2 separate regions of the Homo sapiens genome follow, and region 2 is linked to region 1. Evidence: chromatin loops called from intact Hi-C (ENCODE). Cell type or tissue: endothelial cell of umbilical vein. All regions are shown on one strand. Links, peaks and the distances in the headings refer to the core of each region. The heading gives the core; the rest is flanking DNA. Region 1 holds the start of LOC107984587 (a long non-coding RNA gene). Region 2 holds the start of LOC105370266 (a long non-coding RNA gene).

What was found. A loop is a pair of places that touch in the nucleus more often than their neighbours do. Peaks named below come from ENCODE experiments on the same cell type or tissue, not always from the same donor. Only the 100,000 strongest peaks of a DNase experiment are listed, where the experiment ranks them.
Region 2: a loop joins it to region 1, with 12 times the contacts of the local background. A loop is called at or near these places in 15 of 110 quality-filtered maps.

Annotation. Positions count from the first base shown.
Region 1 is chr13:76,816,999-76,828,926 of GRCh38, forward strand. LOC107984587 (a long non-coding RNA gene) reads right to left here and starts at 4,338. Exons shown (of 3, transcript XR_001749928.2): 1 at 4,306-4,338; 2 at 371-485. In endothelial cell of umbilical vein, for the core only: a CTCF peak has its summit at 5,898 (motif pointing right); a DNase peak (open chromatin) is centred at 5,893.
Region 2 is chr13:76,662,320-76,671,365 of GRCh38, forward strand. LOC105370266 (a long non-coding RNA gene) reads left to right here and starts at 1,783. Exons shown (of 2, transcript XR_942099.3): 1 at 1,783-1,904. LOC112268120 (a long non-coding RNA gene) reads right to left here. Exons shown (of 3, transcript XR_002957525.2): 3 at 5,740-5,775. In endothelial cell of umbilical vein, for the core only: CTCF peaks have their summits at 5,430 (motif pointing right) and 5,630; a DNase peak (open chromatin) is centred at 5,432.

The DNA of each region.
Region 1 (11,928 bases), core at 1,728-9,727:
AGAAATTCTTCTCTCAGAAGGTTGTATACATAAATCAAAAATTACCTTTAGTTTCTAAAGCAATTAGACTTAAGTGATTGTGAATAAAGAATACAAATAGCTTATGTTATGCGTTTAGTCAATATCTTGCACATCCCAGACCAATAGCTGTTGCCCTGATTCCAGCTTGCATTTAGGACATTCATTTTTTATTGCAATCATGTTTTGCTGAGTGCTTTCAGGGAGAATAAATAAGGCTTTAAAGGAATAGCACAGGAAATTTATAAATTGAAAGTCTTTTTACTTTAAGCTAACTTTACATGGTGTGCAATTGTATGTCAGTGGCTTCCAATCTTTGAAGAAACTGTACATTTTTAGAATGAAAATTTACCTTAATATGAACACTTTCTGGCTTGCTTTAGAAAGGGGACACAGAAATCAATCCATAGACTCATATTTCAACCATCTCTTCTTTTTATTTTATTCCAAGCTCATAGCGATGAGAACTGGAAAAGAATAAAAATGTGCTTTTGCACTCATATATTCTTATTCTGTTTTAATTGCAGGTGAAGGATGACACTTTATAGTGAAGACATTTTACTACAACTCAGAAAGGAAACGGTTATGAGCTGTAAGGAATGGGGACATCAAAAGATGTATGACACTTAAATTCAGAAATACCCATCATTTTCCTGTACATGGTATTACAAAAGATAAATAACACTCACATCATTCACTGCATCTGCTTACATAAATGGTATTGGCTTGCTATAAATATTCACTGCTATCTTTTACAATAAAGTACGCATTAGTAACGATGCTTCTATTCCTGCATTTGAGGTCAAGTGAAAAGGTTAGTGTGCCAACTTCTAAGATAATGAACTCTGACCATTCCTTTTCTCTGACATCCACATTCAAACAATTACCAGTCCTGCCCCATGGTCTTAGAGCTAAAGGAAGAGGAGTGGGGAAGAACTATGGGGTCTGGAGCCAGCCTAAGTCCAAATTCCAACTCCACCACTTATCAGCTCTATAAATTTGACAAGTTGCTTAATCGCACAGTCTGTGCCTCACTCTGCTCCTCTGTAAAGTGGGCACAGTAATATGTTCTGTTGGAAGGACACACTGAGTTATATGGAAAGCACTTAGAAAGGCACGTAATAAATGCTACATAAGCCTTAGCTCTTTGACAACAATGGCCTTTTTTTTTTAATATTGGCACTTCCTCAGTACCTCCACTTCCACTCCTCTCCAGACCCTACTGCCTCCCTCAAGTCGACTGCAACAAATAGGGTTCCAGCTGGGCTCCCTGCTTATGACATAGCTCACTCACCTCACCCACCTCCATTTCAAATCAAATGTCCTCTCCTTCATGCTACCCACTAGACATTTCTATCACAGCACCTACTACACCTTGGTCTTTATCTATGTTTATGTGTAGTGCAGCTGAAAAACACCTATTTTAATTGCATTCAGGAGACCACTTAGGAAACTGTCATTGGTTAGGCAATACCTTGATAGGTAAATTTTGGCAGGAAAGTTCCAAAGACTGACTGAAAAGAGAAGCTAAGAGAAAGCTAACTCCTTGGTATGAGATGTACACGTGAATTTAGAGGGTGGGTTAAGCAGTGAAAAGTAAGTTGGCTGAATGGGGAAAAGTAGTCAAGCAACATAAAAAAAACTTCAGCTCACAGATGGGCAATGCAGTGGGAAATTCCTAGTGGCAGTGGATGAAGGAAGGACACCGAAAACAAGAATAAGTCATATTTAAGTTCAAACTGTCTGCATTTCTAATATGTGAAAAGGACCCAAAACTGAAGTAATGCCTGATACACACACAAAGGGCTTGTGGTAAGTCGTTTGGGAAGAAATCAAGGAAAGAGGGCTGAATTCTATGTAGAAGTCTAGATGAATGACAGGGAAGAGAGAGGCTGTGTGAAATGAGACAGAACTGAATGTGGGAGTTCAGGGGGCTTATAATTTGGAGCCAGAATGAAGACATCAGCGCTCTAGAACTTGCAGAAATCTTGGTGATGTAGTTGGGTTTCCCAATATGTCTGTAATAAAAGGCTCAAGGTAGTCTTACTTAAATCCCAAAGCTCAGGTGTGTTAGTTCAGGCTCTTCAAGAAGCAGACAGGATTCGATGTGCAGAAGTTTTACTGGGAGAAACACCTTGAAGGGTTATGGGATCAAGGATTAAGCTGGAGAAGGTGAAAACAGACTGGAAATTGAGACAGGACTGACTCCTTTGAAAGGAGAGTGGGAAGAAAGAAAAATTGAGTAGACTCTCAGACCCCAGAGCAGTTCTAAGAAAGATCCAGCCAGGCCAATGAAAAGCCACTGAGCCAAAGTCACTGTTGGAGGAGTCCTGCATCTCACAGGAATGGGCCAGCAACATGATCAGTTATTGGCTGATAATAGCCCACTGAAAATGTGCACTCGGCACAAACATGATGGCAAGCCCAGAAAGCCAGCTGGCACCATCAGTCAGTCATGCTGCCACGGCAGGACATTGGAGCTGCAGATTCACCACCACCCAGCGTCACCTCAGCTGATAGGAATCATGTCAAATGCATCATTCAGTACTTAACTGCTCAATAAATATTTGTTGAATTAACAAATTGATCCACCCTACACACCAAATAATTATCCTAAGCAACTATTGAAACCTGATGTTGTGCACAGGAGAATTCATTTTATTATTTTTACTATGTGTAGTCTTTTAAAATTTCCATAATAAAAAGGTTTATTTAAAATCATGTGTAGAAACACTATGGTGGTTCCACAAAAAATTAAATTTAGAATTACAATAGGATCCAGCACCCAAAAGAAGTGAAAGCATGGACTCAACACATAAACATACACCCATGCCCATAGAAGGACTATTCACAATAGCCAAAAGGTGGGAAAAAACCCAAATGTCCATCAACAGATGAATGGATGCACAAAATGTGGTATATACATGCAAAAGAATATCATTCTGCTTTAAAAGAAGGAAATTGTAACACATGCTACAGCATTGTGCTAAGAGAATTAAACCAGTCACAAAAGGACAAATGCTGTATAAGTCTGCTTATATGAGTGTGTTAGTCCATTTACATTGCTATAAAGGAATACCTGAGATTGGGTAATTTATACAAAAAAAAGAAGTTTATTTGGCTCATGATTCTACAGGCTGTACAGGAAGCATAGCCCCTATATCCATTCTGGTGAGGGCCTCAGAAAGCTTCCAATCACAGCAGAAGGCAGAGGAGAGCCAGCATGTCACACAGTGAGAGAGAAAGCAAGAACCTGGGGAGAGGTGCCAGGTCTCTTTCAAACAACCAGATCTCATATGAGCTAATAAAGCGAGAACTCACTCATTATCGCAAGAACAGCACAAAGCCATTCATGAAGGATCGGCCCCTATGACCCAAATGCCTCCCCCTAGGCCCACCTCCAACAGCACATTTCAGTAAGAAATTTGGAGGGTACAAACGTCCAAACAATATCACTGAGGTTCCTAGAGTAGTAAAATCCATTGAAACAGAAACCAGAGTGGTGGTTGCCAGGGGATGGAAGGAGAGGGGAATAGGGAGTCAAGGTTTAATGGATAAAGAGTTTCAGTTTGCGAAGGAAAGAAAGGTTGGGAAGAAGAAAAAGTTCTGGTGATAGTTATACAACAATGTGAATATATTTAATGCCACTGAAGTGTACACCTAAAAAGGGTTAAAATACTAAATTTATCTTATGTATATTTTATTGCAATAAAAAATATTATTTAAAGAATATATTTGATAGAGGGGGAAAAAAATAGGAATGCTCCATTCTTACGCCTTAAGGCCTAAGCGTTGTTTCGCTGCTTCTAGATCCCTGATGAAGTCAGCACCGCTACTGACTTCTCCCAGCCCAGCAGTTTGGCTGGTGGGTTGGTTCCAGGGCTTTCTCTGATTGTGCTCCTCCTGGAGTCTGCTTAGAGCAAGTTCTCAGACTCCACCCAGAAGCTTTGTCCTAGAGAAGCCATTTCTGCCAGCAATTCCCACAAAAGGCCACAAAGTCCAGGTCCCTGTAGCTTCCTAGACCTTGGAAACTGGCCCTGATCTTTTGCTCCTTTGACTAAGATTTCTGTTTCAAAATAAAAGTAAACTTATTTTGGTAAATGCATCCAGATGGCTTTCTCCCCTTTAGAGTCTTCTGGCAGAACAAAAAAGTGAGAAAGAAAGCCTGCGAAGCTGTATTAGTCTGTTCTCACACTGCTAATAAAGACATACCCGGGTAATTTACAAAGGAAAGAGGTTTAATTGCCTCACAGTTCCATAGGACTGGGGAGGCCTCAGGAAACTTACAATTGTGGTGGAAGGTGAAGCAAACACATCCTTCTTTACATGGCAGCAGCAAGGAGAAGTGTGGAGCAAAACTGCTCCCATGATTAAATTACCTCCCACTGGTCCCTCCCACAACACATGGGATTTGTGGGAACTACAAGAAGAGATGTGGGTGGGGACACAGCCAAACCATATCAGAAGCCAATTGAATCTTTGGCAAAATGTTGCTGTGGTGGACTGGTGCATTAGTCCATTTTCATGCTGCTGATAAAGACATACCCAAGACTGGGCAATTTACAAAAGAAAGAGGTTTAATTGGACTCACAGTTCCATGTGGTGCAGGAGGCCTCACAATCATGGCAGAAGGCAAGGTGGAGCAAGTCACGTCTTAAGTGGATGGTGGCAGGCAAAGAGAGCTTGTGCAGGGTAACTCCCCTTTATAATACCATCAGATCTCATGAGACTTATTTGTATCACAATAACAGCATAAGAAAGACCAGCCCCCATAATTCAATTATCTCCCACCAGGCCCCTCCCACAACATGTGGGAATTATGGGAGCTCCAAGATGAGATTTGGGTGGGGACACAATTCCAAACCATATCAGCTGGCACCCAGCTAGGGTAAGCAATGTGTGTTATCCACAAAAAGGACAGAGGAGGAGTGGGCAGGCGTCAAGCCTTACCTGTCTGTGATTCCCACTTCCCTCTCTGCTCCTGCTCTTGCTTCCCATCCTTGATCACGGGACCTTTCTCGCTTTCCACTCTGCTTCAGGCACTAAACCACAGAGGATACCCTATTGCTCTCTGCATTTCCATCTTCCTTTCTGCCTATCTGTCCACTCGCTTCATTTCCTTTATTATGCTAGAGATTCCAAATCACCAGGAACCCTGAGTTTAAATTTCAGGCTCCACATACTGTGTTCAAGGTAGTTTACTAGGGGAGCCAGGGAAAAACAAGTCAGCAGTTAATTCTTCAAGCAAACACGCTGGCAGAAACAGATATGACCCTTCAGCTTCTCTCACTAATCTGGAAGCACTGGTTTTTATCTGAATAGTGTTGATGATGTGTTGGGTACCTTCTGAGACCTATAAATCCTTATGACTACTCCATCAAGTGAATGTCATTATTCTCATTTTGCAGATAGGAAGCCTGTGTAACTCAACTGAGGGCACACAGAATAAGGGACAGACCCAGGATTTGAACCCAGGCAGACTAGCTTCAGAGACAGTGCTCTTAACCACTAGCTAGTTACTGAGACATGTCCATTTTATAATGCAAACTTAATCATGATCTACAGAAAGGGTATATTCTAAAATTCTTAAAGCAAATTTTCACAAAACATTTTATTTTAATACGGAGAATGGTTCAATGGAAGAAAGCTTATTAATACTTCTGTCTGATGGAATCAACCCAAATGCCCATCAATGATAGACTGGATAAAGAAAATATGGTACATATACACCATGGAATACTACGCAGCCATAAAAAGGAACAAGATCATGTCCTTTGCAGGGACATGGATGAAGCTAGGGCCCTTTAAGTGTTTTTCCTTTGTCATCTGGTACGATGTTAAACTCTGTCAGTAGAGGGCTCTGGAGAAGCATCACAGAAGGAAAGTATTTAGTTTCCTGGTTCTGCTGCATGGCCTCCAGGCTCCTTTAGACTTCATAGCTTCTCCAGGCTCCTCCTACAACACAGCACAACACATGTGGCTTCCCAGAGCCCAGCACCTGCAGTGGAGCAGCTTCTCCAGGGCTCAGCTCCCACAAGGTACAGTGGCCAACATCACCCAGCAGCCAGCAGTACCCCCAACAACCCCCTTGGGCAGATTTGTAGCAGAGTTCCTCTGGTGAGATACCTCCTTGTGAACAGCTGTCTCCAACACCCTGGACAGGAACTATCAAGTTCCTGAGGGCTAATTTCTAGATAATTTTGTCAGCACAGTATCACAGGGACTTGTCTGCCATCCAGTCAGCCACAGCTATATCCTCTCCAACAAGGTCTGGATCTCAGCCCTTTGATACACTTAGCGTATGTGCATTTTCTATTTCCTTCCGACCTGGACGTCTACTCAAATATGCTTTACCTCTTGGCTCTATTATTTTCAAAATTTAGGTTTCACTATTTTATTGTGTGTATACTTTCTTTAGTCTACTTTAAATTATTTGTGTAATGTAAAGTCTAGTCATGGAAATATGTATGCAGATGAGGGTCATACCTATTTAACTTGCTATACTCCATTCCCAGAAAAGAACCAGGCTCAATGCAGTAAACCAATTCTTTCTGATGACAATAATGAGGCTGATGATCCAAAGTCATTCCATCCTAGGTTAGACTTTCCTATAACTGAAATTAGACCCTTAGAAGTTTAAATATTAGTACAAGGAATGACAAAGCCATTAGAGACACCCAAATCAAATTCTGTTTTCCTAAACAATGCCTGAAATTCATGTGGCCTGAGCCAGGCTAGGAACTGATTCAGGAGATACTAACTCCAGAGAGATGGAGGGAGGTAGATGTGGAAAACTGGAATGAGACACAACAGAAATTTCAAACTGGAGTCACAGAGCAGAGGGTGACAATTTGAGATTAACACAGAAGAGGTTGGTGAGCATTGCAATGATTAAGAAATAAGGTCTCAGATGAAATTCCCAGGGTAGCCCCACATTGAAAACTTCCCAGGTCAACCATCAATTCCATTACCACCACCCAGGGCATGGATTGCTGCAGTGTGGGGAATGTGCTGAGAGGAGCTCAGGAAACTCAGGCTTTGATTTAAAACCTCAGGATCTGCTGTGTACTCATTATGTGCCCTGAGCAGTTGCTTAACCTCCTAACAATGCCTACCTCCCTGGGCTGTCATGATGATAAAAGGAAGCACTGAATATGCAAAGCCCTTCTCATGGTGCCTGGCACCTAGGAAGTCTTAGCAAATGTAATTACCTTCTTTCCTTATATTGGTTTCCTAGCTGCACTAGGCTAGGTGGCACTGCTGCAACAAAGTGCCACTATCTGGGTGACTTAGAACAAGAGGAATCTATTGTCTCACAGTTCTGGAGGCCAGAAGTTCAAAATCAAGGGGTCAGCTTGGCCGGGCTTGCTCTAAAACCTATAGAGCAGCAGTCCCCAACCTTTTTGGCACCAGGGACCAATTCCAAGGAAGATAATTTTTCTATGGGCCAGAAAAGGGTGGATGGTTTTGGGATGATTCAAGCACATTATATTTATTGTGCACTTTATTTCTATTATTACTACATTGTAATATGTAATAAAATAATTATACAACTCACCATAATGTAGGATCAGTGGGAGCCTTGAGCTTATTTCCCTGCAACTAGATGGTTCCATCTCGGGGTGATGAGAGACAGTGACAGATCATCAGGCATTAGATTCTCATAGGCAGGACTCAACCTAGATCCCTCGCATGCGCAGTTCACAATAGGGTTCTCGCTCCTATGAGAATCTAATGCCAGGGCAGATCTGACAGGAGGCAGAGCTCAGGCGGCAATGTGAGTGATGGGAGGTGGCTGTACTTAACAGATGAAGCTTCACTCACTCGCTCACCTGCCACTCACCTCGCACTGTGCAGCCCAGTTCCTAATAGGCCACGGCCAGTACTAGCCAGTGGCCCGGGAGTTGGGGACCCCTGCTATAGAGAAAGAATCTTTCCTTACTTCTCTCAGCTTTTGCAGCTCGGAAATTCCTTGACCCGGGGCCGCATCGCTCTAATCTCTACCCCCACCTTCACGTGGCATCCTCCTGTGTCTCTTCACATCACCTTCCCTCTGTGCTCATCTGTCTCTGTGTCCATAGTTCCTCTTTCTATAAGAACAGCAGTCAGATTGGTTTAGCCACCCTCTTAATCTCATTTTAACCTGGTTCACTCTCTGAAGACTCTATTTCAAAATAAGGTCATATTCTGAGGTACTACGAGGTTAAGACCTCAATATATCTTTTTTGGGGGCGTGGCAGGGGGAACACAATTCAATTCATAATATGTTTCCTTAGTTTTCTGCCCAGAGTAGCAACCTAGCCACTTTCCTCCATAGTGAACTATCAGTTAGCTATTTAAAGGACACTGTCTGCCTTGTTAGTTTCAACAATATGGCTTAAAATATGCCTATATAGGTCACGCAACTTAGAGACCTTCCAAGTCTCCTCTGCCTCCCCCTATTCTGGGACTGGCCATTGGTGACTGCCTCTGCCCCCAGCCCCCACCGACCCCAGCCAATCACTGCCAGTCCTGCACTTACCAGATGCCCTTCTCTTCCCCTCCCTTCTTCATCTGATTTCTGAGCCTAAAGACTCACAACCACATAGCAGCTGCATTAAAATCTCTAGACTCTGCCAAACATGAACAATCTATAAAAAATGGCAGAGACAGTGAGAAAAACATTCCAGTTCATCTGAACAAAGTCCCCACCCCCCACATTCCCATGCTGAAGCCCAAGTGCTTATTTGAAATGTAGGAACTTTTGGGAAAGGGAATACATTTTGCCACTAACACTTTCATATGAACTGCAGGGGTCAGGGTAACATGAGGGCACTGGGCTCCTCTGTGGAACAAGAAGAGCACAGGCAAGGAGCATAGACAGGGGACACGCGTGTGCAGAAACACAACCATGAAAAACTAGGAAACTGAAAGGAGTGCGTACGTTTTCTCATAGGCCAAAAGTCATGGCAAAAATAGATTCATGAGCATTTTCCTCCTCTCTCTCTCTCTCTCTCTCCCGTCCCTACTGTAAGCATCTTTGTTTCTCTTAAGAAGAAAAAAGGAAGAGATGGATGGCATGTGAGAGGCAGGCCCACGGTAGACAGTTACCTGAATGGTCTGCTTTAAGCGGGGATAAAAGATTCCCTAGTCCAAAGTCACCTCCCCATCATGCCCTCAGGGCCTAAAATTAGGATCATTAGGATCATTCTTAAGTTCAAGACATCTGTCTTCCCAAGACAATTGATGAAAACAAAGCTCTTCGGGGGAGAAGCACACTGCCAGTGCCCACTAATATATGCACAGGCACTGGGATAGTATATTCACTGGTGGTCACCTTAGACAAATGCCCCCAGGGGAATAAATCCAGCTATAGTCATATGTTTGCTGTGTTCTCTGCTGTATCCTCAGAGCTGTGCAAATCCCTGGGCATAAAATGTGATATGAATCTGCTTCTGTAAAATGGGAACAAATAAGTACCTAAAGCATTATGTTGCTTTGAAGACTAAAGGAGTTAACACATCTATAATGCTTAGAACAGTTCCTAGCCTATAGTAAGCTCCCAGTCAGCATTGGCTGCTATTGTTATTGCTGCTGCTATTGTTGTTGTTGACTGAGAAAACTCACAAGTAATGAGAGACAAGAAAGGTCTGGAGAACTGCAACTGACAGCTGGGTGGGGTGATACCAAAGGGAAGGGGCCTGGCAGTGGCCCCAAAAGGAACTGAGAGCAAAACTAACCTTGCCCACTACACGAGCGCTCCAGGCACATAGCGCTTACCAAGTCCCAAGTAGGCCCCTGGCACTGAATTGTGGCCCTCGTTTCTCTCCCTGGTGGAGCTGGAAGCATTCCTTTAACTGCTTTGCTGTGGCCGATGAGGCATGGTAAAGGCAGGAGAGTACAGTGGGACAAAGCTTCCATAAACTAGAAAGCCACTGCGTCCCGGAATCTCTGAAACTGAACCAGATACATAGGGAGCACAGGGCACTGTAAATTAGGTGTCCTGGATTCCTGACCTGGACCCACGGGACACCCTATAGCCTAAAGGAAAGGCAAAGTGCTAGCACACAGTTTCCCAAAGTATGATACAGGTAGTTCATGAAAAAGGTATTCAAATAGGTTTCTGGGTTAAACAGAATTAAGTAGATTTCTTTAGGATAATTTTCTCAGAATTTCTAACATACATAAATGCATTGTGAATCTCCAGGGCATAGATACTGTGCACCTATCCCAAATGATCAGAGAAGACTGAGTTTAACTGAGTATCTGGTGACCAGGGTCTTCTGCAAACCCTGGGGTTGTAGACGAATGCTAGATGGTGTCTCCTCAAGCAAGCCATTTAGGCTTTCTGAGCCCTTGGTTTCCTCATCTGAAAAATGAAAGAAGTCAGTCAGTGGTTATTAGCTGATTTTGTCAAATGCACTGTGTGAAGCTGGTGAAGGCAAAGGTGCTCTGCCTCTAGGCGCATATTAAGCATCTGCCTGACCATTTTTTCATACAACTTCAGGGAGTCACAAGTCCCTCAACTATAAGATGTTCTAAGATCCATTCCATCTCTAAAATGGTGAAGGTACCTGAATCAGAAGCATATAGAGGCAGATATAAATTACTTCTGCCTGCCCAGCATCCTTTCCCTTTTTTTTTTTTTTTTTTTTTTTTGTTAACAGCAATATAGTTTCCTTTTCTGAAACTACCTCTTTCCCACTTCTCAGTCCATATATTTCAGGAAAAGTTAACCAACTCCTTCCAACTCCAGAAGTGGGCATGTCACCACAGCCTGACCAATCAGAACACCTCACTCGCCAGGCCATAGTGAAGGGCTCATGCAAGGGAATGTCGCTGACAGAAAGTGTTCTCCAGCATAGGACATACCGTAGAGCTATCAGATGGAAGGATGGACAGAGGGAAGGAAGGAGGGAAGAGGGAAGGGGGAGGGGGGAAGGAAGGAAGGAAGGAAGAAAGGAAGGAAGAAGGGGAGGGGAGGGGAGGGGAAGGGAGGGAAGGAGGGGAGGAGAAGGGAAGGGAGGGAAGGAGGGAAGGAGGGAAGGAGGGAAGGAAGGAAGGAAGAAAGAAGGGGAGGGGAAGGGAGGGAAGGGGAGGGGGAAAGGGGGAAGGAAGGAAGAAAGAAGGGGAGGAGAGGGGAAGGGAGGGAAGGAGGGGAGGGGAGGAGAAGGGAGGGAAGGAGGGGAGGGGAAGGGAGGAGAGTGGAGGGGAAGGGAGGAGAGTGGAGGGGAAGGGAGGGGAGGGGGGAGGCAGGGAAGGGAGAAGGGGAGGAGAAAGGAAGGAGGGGAGAGGGGAGGGGGAGGGGAGGGAGGACCAAAGAAAGAAAAAAACCAAAGGAAGGAAAGTCTTTACTTTGTGGCTACTAAACCAGCTGAATAAAAGCCTGCAGTCTTGGTAGCCATCTTTGTGTTTGAGAGAGAAAGTGATTCTTGATGACACTGGCTGACTCACCCCTGAACTCCATGTCTTCCTCCAAAATATCTCACTTATGAGAGCCAGTAAATATGCCCTTCTATTTAAATTAACTTGCAACTGAAAGAGTGCTGAACAATTCAGATATCAATCTTGGGATTCCCAGAGCTACGGTGAGGCTCAATTAAGAGGTTCACAGTGTTCATGCTGAGTCTACATTCAACAGAAAACCACCGTAGGAAGACATTAATGGATGACTGTACATTGACAAGCACTAGCAGGACCTGACCGTTGACCCATGTGAGCTGTGCACCAGGAAGGCCCCAGAGACTTCAAGTAATTTCTTCCACCTGCTGCCTGCTACCTGAAATGCCATCATGGAGCATCTGTGATGTTGGTAGGGGGTAGAGGGCAGGTGTGGAGGGTGTTGCAGAGACTTTTGAGAATCTGAGGAAAGCTATCAATCCTCTTTGTAAATAAGCAAAAAGATTTGCATGCAATTTCAGTGCTTTATAC
Region 2 (9,046 bases), core at 1,047-9,046, 160 kb before region 1:
AGACATAAAAATAAAGTAGCATTTTTCACCCATATCAGCAAAAACAAAAAGATTTATGACATTTGGAACTGATGAAGATACAGGAAAATGGGTGCTCCAATTTTATTTCTGGAACTACAAGTTGCCTAAGCTTCTTATAATAAGCTAACATTAAGAAATCTGGTAATTGTTAACATTCAGAATATACATACCTTTTGACCAAGCAATTTCACTTCACAAAATCCACCCTATAGAAACAAAAGCACCTGTGTGTAATGGGATGACTATTGCAACATTTTTGCAGAGACAAAAGAAAAAGAAAAGACCTCTAGAAACAAATGATTATCATTGATACAGAAATAGATAGATTGTGGAGTATCCATTCTACAGATGTAACCCTTGAACAAACGAAAAGAAAAGAAAGGGACGAGAAAAATAATGGGAAAAGAAAGGAAAAGAAAGGAAAGGAAAGGAAAAGGACTTAGATCAATATCTAGTCTTCTGCAAAATGTCTAAGATGTATTGCTAATCTGCCCATGAATGGGTATACTACAATAAAATTTTTGTAAAAGAGCAAACAATACCGCTATATGTATATCTGTTTGCTTGCATAAGCACTGAGAAAGTCATAGAAGTTTTAACATCCAATATGCATATTAGTTTGGAACAACTTGGAATAGAGGAATGAGGAAAAATTATCTTTTAAGTACATCTCTTTGCATTGTTTTACCAACTACAATGAGCACATATTTCTTAATTATTGTACTAAAGTACTTTTTATAGAATGCTTGATTGAAAATATACTTCTCATCTATGGCTGTTCCACCCTTAACACACCTGATCTCATCTGAAAATGGGTATTTGACCCTATTAACTTGACATACATTCTAATATAAACCCTTTCTCTAACTTCTGTATCAATCTTCTTTCCTGGATTTCCTTTTGTCCTCTTTCTATTCCTTCTCTGTCTCTCTTGTTAGCACCATGTCCTCATTCATTCTTGGGGGGAGAAAAAAATCTCTGCAAATTCCTTCTCATAGTTATTTCCTTCCCTTGCATTCATGGGAAAGAATTCACTTATTCACCTGCTCATGGTACTGAATCCCCATACAAATTCAGACAAATGTAGGAGACAGAGATGGAAATCAAAAAATTAAAGTAGGGTGAGATAATCTTTGAATGTAATATATGTGTAATATATACTGAATCCCTAGAGGTAGGTGTGCAAAAGTACATTTTAAAACACCAAAAAGCAACCAGCCACCTGGAGCTAAACCTTTGGAGCAGAGTGCTGAAGAAAAAGTGGCTTTGCCAAATGAACACAGAGGAGGGCCAGTACTCCAGACGCTGAAAACCATGTTTTTGTGTTGGCATTCATTCTTCTTTTTTCCAGCAATATTAACTTTTTTGACAAACCACATGAACTGTAGAGGAGTACGTGTTGGACTAAAATTGTGCTAAAAAAATTTCCTCCTCTGAAAATTAGAGAAGTAAAAATATTGCATAGCTAGTAAAAATAGTCAGTAAAAAGAATGAACACCCATACTCATGTGGGCACCGTAAGTGGGCAAATGAAGAGCACAGCATGCTCTGGTCATGCATAAACTTTTATTCTTTTGTTAGATTGGTTAAATGATTATAAAATATTTTGCTATATATGTTGGTTCTCATAATTTGTTAGGGAGTAGGTTTTTTTTTCTTAAGCTGACTGGCTGTTTTCCTTTTAGGAGAAATGAAGTTGTTTGAATTGGAGAGTAGAGTGGGAGGAAGCATTTTAAACGACTGTTACTTGCCAACTGTGCTGTTGCAGCTAGAGAAAACCTGGAAGAATTCTGTAATAGCTCTGCTAGTTTCTCCTCATTGCACAACAGTATGACTGCTACAGAGACAGCAAACAGAGGAAGGGGAGAATGGGTTACAATCAGGTAATTAAGCTTCTCTTTGGCTAGATAATTTTCTAGTGGATAGAAATATGCTTGCACAATAGTACAATGAGAATTTTGTTATTTAGGAAAACTTTGTTTTATATGTAGCAGAGTTATAGACCTACAGGGTAGATAACTGGAAACCATGTTAGAAATGTGTATCTCAGCTCCCTCCTTTTACAAATAAGATCAGAGCAGTTAAATATGTTTAAGATTTCATAGCTACTAAGCAGTCATTCCTCTCTATAATTCTACCTCTGTAATATAAATCCTTTGAAAAAGCCACAAGCAAATATTTGTAGCATTTCTGGACAAATTAAGATCTTTCTGAATATTTATACAATAGAAATGCCACTTTAAATACACAAAGGAGATGTGCTATTTTAAAAAACTCAAATTAATTTTTAATGCACATAAATATCCTTTCATCAATACAGTTCTTAGACTTGAATTTTTAAATAGTATTTTATTTTCCTGGGAAAAGGAAGTAACTGTATTATATCCTAAAATTATGATAATGAAAAAATCAATGTTCTTATCACAACAGCTAAAGAAATAACTGCAGTGATCCTATCAACTCTGTTTGATAATTATCGAGAAATGTTTAATATTACTATTCCAATATATAGGGTGCCCAACTGTTTTCACCAACAAGGAAATCTGGAGATTACCCAACTAGAATAAAATCAAGCACCATTAAATCTGGCATGCCTTTTGCTTTTCTGACACCTGTAAACCTCTTTCCATACCACCCCCACCTGGTTTTTAATTTATTGACTACACATTTTAGTCAGCTGCAGGCACCATCTGTTTCTAAACACTTAGCATCCATGCCTGATAAACTGCTGTATAAATACTTTGGGGACTTCCTTTGTACCCGTTGTCAACATTTCCCCACTACATTTCCATCTTCGGAGCTTACATTTCCAATCATACCTTAAATAAAATATCCAATTACAGTCTGAGAAAAGTCTCCAGGTTTATAAAAGAAGATAAGTAAAATCATGTTATGTTTAGAAGACATGTGAGAAGTCACATCATATTCTCCTCTTATCTTTATCCAAGGTCTTGGTTTTCCTTTCAGAGGTTATAGCTCAATTTCAACAACATGCTCACACCAATGCAGCATTTTATTTCAACAAATATTTCAGTGCCCACATGTTGCAGACACTGAAACATCATGGTATTGGGGGGTGGGGGTAGAAGTAGGTTAGCATTGAAACCAAGGGGTTAATTTGATCAGGTATGCATGCTCTACTCTGCTTGGGTTTTGTTATTTCTTTTTCCTTCTTCCATGAACCTGAAGGCCATGGTAGCTACTTTTAACTTTTCCATAGGCTAGGAAATCTGTCTCACTTAGGCATGCCTTGAGGTATGTATACCTAATCTAATCTCCAACTTCTTTGCCTGTCCCAAGACCTCTTCCCCATGGCTGTTGCCACCAGCCAGTTCCTCCCATTCTTACAGACTCTAGTTTCTCACTCTCATCTCTAAACATTCATGTGGTTGCTGGAATTCACTTTAGAATCTAGAACCAGGATCAATCACCACGTGTTCAGGGAGCCCCAAAGCAACTCCTGTTCACCCCCAAACAATAACAGACATTAACACAAACAACAGCATAAGCTTAGAAATATGAAACCTGCCAAAAAACAGAAATAAAAGATAGTAAAAGAGTCTGAGCCTATTAAGACAGGGCAGAAACAAGATTTTAAATAGAATCACGAAGTCTGACTAGGCGGATTTTCACAGGGTTTTTCAAGGTCAGCTGGTTGATTTCTTCCTTTTCTCCTGATTTGGGGTTTTTGTTGGAGTTTTGTTTTTGTTTTGCTCTTGTTTTGAATGACTCCAATAGCTCCTTCCCACATCTTGGTCATCCAAAAGGAAATCTATAGTTTTCTCATCATCCAGAGGCTACATTTAGCCACTTCAACCCACACTTAGAACACCAAGAGTTCTGTCTGGGAGAACTGAGTGGGGAGAAAAAGGTAAGCGCTCTGGTTCCATCTGAGTTCACCAAGTCCCAATATTCTGTGTGGGCATTTAACAGAAAGAGGTTTTCCAGCTTCACATGCTGTGAAGAAATCCCTGCAGCTTCAAAGGGGTGTCAGTGGGAACCTTCCCTGTGTATATTTTCTAGCTTCTCTGTGGGTCTAAAATCTCCCCAGCTGAAACTCTGAGGTGGGACCTCCCATCTATAGACCTCCTATTTCAGCCTGACCTGTGAAACACACAACCTAGGTTCTTACTGTGGAAGAAGCTGAGTCTTTCTTGTTTTAGGCCCTTGACTGGTTACCTCATGCCTTTTTTAAAACTAAAACATCTTTGGGCAGGAACTTTCTACCTGTTTTTTGACCATGTATTTAAGATCAGGTATATCTAAGGGCAAGTTCACCAGACCTGCTTCCCACACAAGATGCAATGTTTTCAGACATCATTCAGACTGTTATCTTGCAGTATGCTTCCCAACTGAAACCTTACTAATTGTTCAACACGATAGGTAAGATTTCTTATGTAAACTTGTACCATGAAAACATCACCTTATGAATATTAAATAGTGAAGAAAAAATAAAATTAGGATTTTCTCAGAAAACTTTTAACTTCTTGAAACATTTCAGCATATTTAACGAAAATGCTTGAAGTTAAATATGAGTCCTATACAGATAGGACTCAGTATATATCATATATATTCAGATAATATATGGACTAGTGTTGGTCTAAAAGTTCATTGTAAATTATTTGAGATTCAGTAAGTTTTTTCATAAAGAAAATGATATGTGGTGCTTAAATGACGGATACCAATCTTCATTAGCACATTTGATTCCTAAGGCATTGGCATTTAATTTGACACTCATTGAATTATTTCCATTGTAGTAAACCTAAACCTCCATGTATACTCGAGAACCGGGTTCAGTCTAAGTCCTGCTGCTCGCTGCACAGAAAGCCAATCATTTAGACAATCAGTACTGCCGAGCAAGAAGGCTTTATTCAGATGCTACAGCTGAGATGGGTGCTCAGCCTGAAATCCATCTCTCTGACTGACTAAAACTAGGGGTTTATAAAGCAAGGAAGAAATGTTAACAACATGTAAGAAAGCAGGAACTAATGAGGAACAAGGTGACATCTGGTACCCTGACCTGGTGAGTTTCAGTTCTTTGATACTTTGAGAGGCCTGAAGGTTCTTTCCTGAAGAAGGAACTCAGATAAAACAAATACAAGTTTCAAGTTTTAACAGTAGAAAGGTCAATTTCTATGTTTATCCAAAAACAACTGTCTATGGGACTACTGGGCCATTTTCGGTGGGAGACGAAAACTAATGCTTACTTAGCAACTACTAAGTGCCAAAATGAAGTAGTATGTTAAGTCCTACTTAATTTCCTATTTACAAGGCATTTGAAAATCTAGTCATGGAAAGTCTGATAGGGCCTATAATTATATAATCACATGTTAATGTTGAAATCTTTCTAGTTATTGCAGAGCAAGAGTTTTCCTCTATGCACCAGGGGGCAATGCTTGGTCATAGATGTAAAGATGAGTAACAGTGTTTCTACTCTCAGTGGAGCTTTAGAAGAATACACAAAGAAACCTAAACAGGTCAATGCCCTTATAACAGTACTGCATTAGTCCTTGACTTCCATAAGCAGCATGGGTCTAAGATTGACTAAGAGGTTTGGAGTCAGATATAGATGCACAAAACTGTTTCAGTAAACATTCATCCTAAGACTCAACCACATTATGGAACCTAACTTTACAGTTGTCATGAAGCTGTATGGGAAAACATATGGAAACAAGTACTTACTGTGTCTTGTGTGAAAAAAGCTTTAAAAAAATACGGGCTCCTTTCTCTTTCCTCCTTGATATCTCATGTCATCTGTCAAATTTCAAAACGTGTTTTTAGAAGATGAAATTCCAGATTTCTGAACCACAGAGGAAAATGCCCAAAGCTGGGAACATAATTGCTACTCTATGGGGCAGCCTCCACAGTAATTGTATCTTACTGGTATCTTACTTCTTCCACTGTAAACAGTTTTCCAGAAGCAAAGAGCTGTGGGAATGTGGATTATCTGTAAAAGATAGACCTTTCATTATCACTTAACACTGACCACAACTTGCTTTGGAGTTGAATCCCACGTATGTTTGCAAATACTTGTTGCTGCAAAGGGATTTATTTCTGAACTGATCCAATGCTATTACTTAGAAATAACTTCCATTACGGTTCCTTTATCTTCTTGTTTATTAGGTCTTCCTTTGTTTAGAGTGACCTGGCAAAGTGTGGTTAACAGGACTTGCAGCAAAAGTTGAAAAATCCATTAGAAGGCTCAGTTGAGAAGGGAAAAATTGAGAGCCTATGAACATTTGAGGAAATGCCAGAGGCTTGTTCAGAATTTTCTTATTAAACCCCAGATCTAGCTAGCAACAGGTTGTTTCCTGTTAAGTGAATAAGGAATGATCTCTAAGGTGCCTTCTAGCTCTAAATTTCTATGAGTTGAAGCGGACAAGGTTTCCTTAAGAGAGCAGGTATTTTAATGATATGAGAAGTGGATCCGAGCCCTTAAGCTCTTTTTTAGAAATTAATTTCAAGGCGCTGGTTTATGTTTTCAGTATTCAAAGCCCAAGCCTGTTATTACTCTGTGGAGGTGAGCTTCTTTAAAGGAATGTGCCCCTTTGTGTGATGTGCACAGCCAAAGCAGCATGCATTTTTTAACTAGGTTCACAGTATTGGGGTAAGTCCATAGGAAGCGTTTGAAGCTAAACAAATGTTCCCTAACCTTTTCATCCCAGCCTGGAGTAAGGAAAGAAATTCAATGTCCTGTGAATTTTAGTTCTCATTTTAATCGGAATTCTTATTTGTCTTCAGTCTCAATTCTTAATCTAGGCTCATCTTAACTTCTTTCCAACACAGATCCTTAAGCTGCTTTGAATAACTCAATACACAAAAATTACTATTCAGGTTTAAGTAGTCTTCTTTAAGCAGCCCAGGTATGAGGAAGAAACTGAGCTCTGACAGACTAGTAATAGCTAACATGCCAGGCCTTACAGCTAAGGGCCTTACATCAACTCATTTAATCTTGTAATTACCCTGTGAAATAGGGACAATTAAGATCACCGTGTTATCCTCGGAGAAAATTAAGGCATAGTAAGTTTCCCAAAGTTACATAGATATTAAGTGACAGAGACAAGTTACAAACCCAGGTTCCTAATATGACCTTACAAGAGCTCTATATTAGACAGATTTACCTTGAACTGATCCCCAGAGATTCTGATTCATTTACAGTGGGATGGGATGGGATGAGATGGGGCTGGAGGCAGTTGTCTACAAAAGCTGGCTCATCCAGGCTCACAAGAACCAATTGTAAGATTTTCAGAAATTCAATCAGCCAGTTAACTTCACAATTTCATGTTTGTTGCTTGAAATTGTTCATAATGGGAGTAGTTACGAGTAATCAACAATTGCTACAAGCTAGACCCTTCCTCTTTCCCCTACCCTCACATGACTGGTTGTTAAATACCACCAAGTAGAGACTAGTTATTATTATTTTTTGAGATGGAGTCTCACTCTGTCACTCAGGCTGGCATGCAGTGGCGTGATCTCTGCTCACTGCAACCTCCACCTCCTGGGTTCCAGTGATTCTCTTGTCTCAGCCTCCAGAGTAGCAGGGACTACAGGTATGCGCCACCACACTCAGCTTATTTTTTTGTATTTTTAGTAGACACAAGGTTTCACCATGTTGGTCAGGCTGCTCTCAAACTCCTGACCTCAAGTGATCCACCAGTCTCAGCCTCCCAAAGTGCTGGGATTACAGGCATGAGTCACTGCACCTGACCTAGCTAACATTTTTAAATTCTGCTGATTCTAACAAGGCAGTGGGGTTGATAACTAACTATTCCTGGTACATAGTTAACTCTGGTTTCTTTAAGGGGTGATATTAGAGGATACAGAAGGTGGGCCATTCACTTTTTACTACATAATGTGTTTGATACAAGTATACATTTCTTTTATAAAATAATATACCAAGTTAAAGAAAACAATAAATATATTTTTCAAGGTTTCCTTTGTCATTTACTTATGGATATAGAAAAAGCAGTTGATGTTGTCCTTGAGGCTTGGCAATGGGATAGGTAGAGTAGGTAGTGAGGAAAGGTCCTTAACCACAGTCTGTAGGCAAAAGTCAAGAGTTGCTCAAAGAGTGAGTGATATAAACAGCCAAGAGTCAATTCTTAGCAGACAGAGAATATTTCCAGGAAGACTTTGGGTGGCTCTAGTACCAGATGGGGATTAAAAAAAAAAAAATGGAAGAAACTAAGCAGAAAAGTCAGATACCAAAGAACTAAAGTCCATCTGGTCCTGATACCTGGACTTTGCAGACAGAAGTGGAGTCCAAACCTGAGAAGATTATCAAGAATCCGGGGAAACTTTATTCATGAAGGAACTGGGATCCTAGCAGGATCCGCAGATGTAAAATAATATGGACAGGTAAGACCAAGGCTCACTTCTTGAAACTAAAAGATGAAAGCCCAATTAACTAGGCCAAGGTTAGAGAAGACCAGCAGCACAGCTGGCCTGACCACGAGCCTCTACCTGAGCTTGCCAAATGCCAGGGGCCTCTGCTGTGTCCCTACCAGTTCCACAGGAACAAAAATGATCTGGCTGCTAGGACTGAAATTCTGAAGGGACAGTGGGGCAAGGAAGTTTATTACATGTAATTTCACTTGAGCAATTGTGACACACTCTGAATTATAATCTTTCTTGCTATGAACTAGTTACATAGTCAGAAAAAAATCAGATGCCATTGCAATTAATTCACATAATTAGGACACACCATCCCCATTACACTCTCATTTTTACGTGACACGAATTCCTTATCTTGGTCCAGCTTTGTGATTTTTAGCACAAATCAACTAGTGTGGTAAAAGTTAATAAGTAGAAAAAGAAAACAGCATGAATTGACACATAAGGGATGTTTATCAGATAAAAGCTAAAATAGGCCCAACATAGTTGCTTACATCTGTAATCTCAGCATTTTGGGAAGCTGAAGCAGGAGGATTGCTTGAGGCCAGGAGTTTGAAAACAGTCTTGACAACATAGTGAGACCCCATTGCTACAAAAAAAAAAAAAAATCAGCTAGGCATGGTGGCCTGAG